Linked DNA regions of Homo sapiens: region 2 is linked to region 1. Evidence: chromatin loops called from intact Hi-C (ENCODE). Cell type or tissue: K562. All regions are shown on one strand.

The links. A loop is a pair of places that touch in the nucleus more often than their neighbours do. Peaks named below come from ENCODE experiments on the same cell type or tissue, not always from the same donor. Only the 100,000 strongest peaks of a DNase experiment are listed, where the experiment ranks them.
Region 2: a loop joins it to region 1, with 2.9 times the contacts of the local background. A loop is called at or near these places in 2 of 110 quality-filtered maps.

What each region holds. Positions count from the first base shown.
Region 1 is chr5:94,967,692-94,970,191 of GRCh38, forward strand. The region is part of intron 2 of MCTP1 (multiple C2 and transmembrane domain containing 1); the gene reads right to left. Among named protein-coding and RNA genes, the nearest start is that of MCTP1-AS1, 9.8 kb to the right of the region's middle. In K562, CTCF peaks have their summits at 985 (motif pointing right) and 1,637 (motif pointing right); a DNase peak (open chromatin) is centred at 1,030.
Region 2 is chr5:95,445,116-95,447,615 of GRCh38, forward strand. FAM81B (family with sequence similarity 81 member B) reads left to right here. Exons shown (of 10, transcript NM_152548.3): 8 at 1,447-1,582. Among named protein-coding and RNA genes, the nearest start is that of FAM81B, 55 kb to the left of the region's middle. In K562, no CTCF peak of the experiment used is centred here; a DNase peak (open chromatin) is centred at 1,106.

The sequences.
Region 1 (2,500 bases):
AGGATCTCCAAAAACGTATTATGATGGCGCAATATTTTATAAACGTGTGGTCTTGGTCACAGGGTGACCTGGTTTAAAAGTGGTAAATATGTCAGCAAATTTCATTAGCACAGGAAAAACAGATCCAGGCGAACAACTCTTGGTAGTTCGTCATCTAATTTTCTCTGCTTTGTTTTGACTTCATAGGATAAAATTTGCTACATTTCTCTTTCCAACCATCACTTAGTGGCTTTTAGGTACTGTTATTAAAATTTCATAATTTTAATAGCCAAGTATTAAAAAGAAATTTCTAATCATTTTCAAATTCTTAACTTAGGGGACTTTTAGTGATTGAGAGTCCTTAATATTTCAAGACCCTCAGCTTGTTGTGATTCCAACATGGGTAACTGGAGACATTGTTCTTTTAATTTAGGTTCAGTGAAAGATTTTTAACTAATGCACTAATCTATGTTTGAAAGTGTTTTTACCAAGTATATTTTAGCAAGATATTATCTGATGACATTAATAGCTATTATTTATTTTTTAAAGGAGTTATATGGTCAAGTATATTTGGAAAATACTGGTTTAGAAGAAAATTAAATAGATTCCTTTTCTGTAGCCTTTAAATAATTGAACGTTCACTATGACTTTCCAAGAAGGAGGCTTGACAGGCATCACTTACTAAGTTTTTTTGACTATGAGGCCTACTTTTCTTGAGTGCATCTTTTAGGACCAACAATCCTTGGATCTCTCTTTGGGAAATGTTACTTCCTTATATTTCATTATAGGGAAATTACACGTTTTCAAGATTATATTATTATTGACTTTACAGTGGATTTAAATAATTTTATTGTAATAGAACTCCCAGGAAATCCAAGTCACTAATATGTGGTATGTGGTTAATCTTCAATAAACATACTATACAAAAAGGATTTAGTTTGTTGGTTCGAAAGACTCAAAAAAATCAATAGCTTCATATGCCAGTGCTGTTTTGTTGCAATATTGCATAAAACCACAAGATGGCAATAGTACTTATCAAATTAAAGAGAGGCCTGTGGTTCTGCTATTGAAACCAAAGGTTAGAGCGCCTTGCAGGGCACACTTTGAAGTTCCCAGGCATTTTCTGGCAGCATATGCTTTGTTGTTATTATCTGGACCATTACTTTCATTGACATACTTTTTATGACGATAAATGAATTGAAAACAAGTCAAAAAGTACGAAAGATGAATCTAGAAAGTATTCGCCCTACAGTAAAATTCAGATTTTGTTATTAATGTCATATTCAAGAACAACCTTTCACATATTCATTTTGTCAGGTAGCCTTAACTTTAGAATTTGTTTATAAAAACATTATTTTGTAATTATAAATTCCATGGTCTAAAAGTTCTAGACTATCCTAGACCTAGGAAATATCAATTTTTTCTAAATGCTGGAATAAAATTCCTTTAAAAAGAGGAATTGGACGGTTTCTATAATGTTTACTCATGTAGCAAAGGAGTACATGTTCTTAATGCTATATTTATTTATTTTTTACAAGGCAGGATACTGATGGGCACTTCAACATTCTGTGTAATATTTAAAGCCTTTTATGTTATTTAAGACAACACAACTAAACGTGGTCTGAATGTGTCCATTTTTATGTAGCAATAAACACAGCATACACAAGATGGCAGCCTATCTTCCCTTAAACTAGTATTAAAGATATTTAAAATGTAAATAGCTGTCTATTAATGATACTCTTGCTTTTCATTCTCAGAATAAATAAGCCTCCTGGTTAACAAGTTTAAATCAGTCTCATTCCAAACCTAGCACTTAATGAAACAGAAACAGCTACTCACGTTTTGGGAAATCTACAACTACTCAATAATGCTAAGTCTTCATCGAAAACAATGCCAAATTGCAACTCAGTGTCACAAGAAGAAGGAGGAGGAGGAATAAGAAAAAAGACAAAAGAAAAAAAGCAGTGAACACATATATTGTGGGGACAGTTAAAATTTAAGCTGGATCTTTCTGAAGATAACTGATCTTCCTACAAATATTTAAAGCTAGCTACCTTTGCTGTCCAATTGTAACAGAGGGTATCCTTGTAGAATAAGGTCCTTCACATTTGAGAGGTTGTAAAAATAGTGACATTCAAAACATCAGTGATTTAAAAATCTTCAAAAAGGGTACCTTATGGATGTGTTAAAATAATTTCCATAAGCTATTCTATTCCCTCATTTTTTGCTGGAGACTTGTTATGCCCTAGGATGGAAATATTTCATAATGCTAAATAACTAAATATATTAAAATTTAAATGCAAGAGGTTTATAATCACAGGTGGCTTCATATAATAAAATAAAAGTAAACCAACATTTTTTCCATAATGAACATGAATATTCCAATGAATTTAAAATTTCTGGTAAGTTACCATGATATAGCACATAGATTAATTTAAAATAATAGTATGGTAAAGTGTAGCATAGGATGGCACTAGGTATATTTATTTCCTGAAGAGTAGTAGAAGGCAGTTCAGGTAAC
Region 2 (2,500 bases), 480 kb after region 1:
CCAAAGAGCAAGAGAGGCATGTATATGGAGTGTATGTCCAGCATGACTTAATTAATTTCCAATGATAAACATCACAAACTAAATTATATGCATATAATTTTGTCTGAAAACATCAGAGCAATTATTACTTTAACTGTCTGTACCATACATTGTAAGACAGTCTGAATATTTTCAATAACAAACATTGTTCTTGCCAATCTAACAGTTTTACCTATTCTAAAAGGGAATTTGAAGCCAACATCTTATCATGAGCAAGTCACATGCAGAAAACACACACAGAAACCACTCACAAGTCCCCATCCCTCATCCTACCTCTTCCCAGTCCCATACCTCATTTAATTCAGATTGGATTCCCCTCTCTCCTCAAACCCTCGGCCACTCTACAGTGACTTCTCAACTGATGATATATGATTCCAACCCTTTTATCCACTTCTATTCTTAAAAATCTTTCATTCTCTGTTATTTAATACTTCTATGGTGCATCATCTTGATAGGTCCCGTAGGTACCTTCCTGTACCTCTATTACTTCTGCTTTTGCCCCACATGAGTAATTCAAGGCCTCTTTAAATGCCCCCTAAAAAAAAAATCCACTCACACAGACTCATTGGTAGCAATGGGGACTTTATGGAAGATTTTGCCTGAGACAAATGCAACCTAAAGTCCCCCTTGGCACATTCCCCAGGTTCTTTGGGGGCTTTTCTCCTCCATTCTCCTGCCTCTGACCTTTCTCTCCTCTGCTAGACAATGCAGGTCCTCTCTGCCCCTGCTCCTCTCCCAGCCACATACCGGCACTTAGCAGGAGTCAGCAAACTATCACACTTAGCCACATTTACCCACAGCTAAGAATGGCTTCTATGCATTCTAATAATTAAAGAGTTCTATTTCATAACATGTGAATATTACATAAAGTTTGATTAGACTATAACCGTACTCATTTCTTTACATATCTGTGGCTGCTTTCCCACTGCAATGGAGCATTGAGTGGTTGCAACAGAGACTATATGGCCCACAATGCCTAAAATATTTACTATCTGGCCTTTGACAGACAACGCCTAGCATGAGTAATAATCCCCACCACAAGGGAACTTATCAAAGTATTTCCTCCACACACAACCAGTGAGCCCCAGGCCATGAGAGGAATTCTGCATGGATAACACTACATTTCAGTGTGGCTGTGGTTAGCTCCCAGCCAGCAGTGCTCCTGTCACTGTGTGTTTGTATTTTAGGGTATGTAGAGGGGGTGTTAACAGTAGCTGGACTGAACTCAAGCTCAGGACAGGAACCCAGAGTGTACTTACCTTGCCTCTGGCACCTCCCACATCACCCCACAAATACTTGCTAGACACACTGAGTCTCGTCACCTCAAAAAACTGCAGACTTTTTCAATACTAATTTTTTATGTTTAAATTAACTTATTTAAATGAAACAAAACATTTTTTCCCATAGATTTCATTCACTTTCAAGTAATCTGTACGAAGAAGTTGAGAATAATAAAAAATGGACAGAAAACCAATTTCTCAAATATAGAAAAGACCACCTGGGCCATATAAATGAATGTCTGAAGGTCCTACAGGAGAAACTGGTGAGGAGTTCTGTTATTTTGTGAAGCAAGCACCTGCATAGTCCTTGTTAGCAGTGAGTAAAGGTCTGGGAATTTGTACTTCAACATTTATGGTAATCTTCACTGCTTCAGTAACTTTTTTTTTTTTAAACACCACAATAGGAGTCCAGAGGCCTGTCTTCTGGTCCTGTTTGCTACTCCCCAACTCTGCAAACCTGTGTTTCTCAGAGTGTGCTCTACCTGTACCAAAAGAATCTGAAGAGGTTTTTTTTTTTAAAAAAAAAAAAATAGATTGCCACCCCAGACCCAGAGAGTCTGACTCTCTTGGGGCCTCCCCTGGGAATCAGTGGTTAAAGGCACACTCCCTGAGTGATGTGCAGACAAGTCATTTGACTTTTCTGAAGATCTCTTAGTAGATTAAAAGTTTTCAAAACTCTTTTTTTCAGATCAGACCATGTAAAGACAGCCCCAAGCTTTGGGGTGAGGCTACCAAGGTTTATGAGAAATATACTTATTTCAGGGGTCCCCTCTCCCACTGCAACCAGCACACCTTACCCAATGGGAAGGGCAGCACAGCGCCATCACTGTGGTCAATGGCTGCCAGTCCTGCAGGTGACTAAAGTAAGATGTTTTGAGAACTTAGGTAGAGAGACTTTAGGCAGAGGCAGCTCAGGAAATAATGTCCCCAGCTCCAGCCTGAGTTTGTAAACAGCTGATAGAGTTACAAAGGAGCCAAGAGTTGGAGATAAACATAAAGCTTTATCACTGGTAAGGCTATCGAAGTATGTGTGGTAAGACTGCAGCTGCCGAGTGGGACTGCTAGCTCTTCACTCCTGAATTAGGCAGATTCCTTTACCAGTTATACGCAGCACTAGGTAACCGTGGGGTCATTGTGCAGGCAGAAACCTCCCACCATAAGGAACACAGAGACTGGAATCC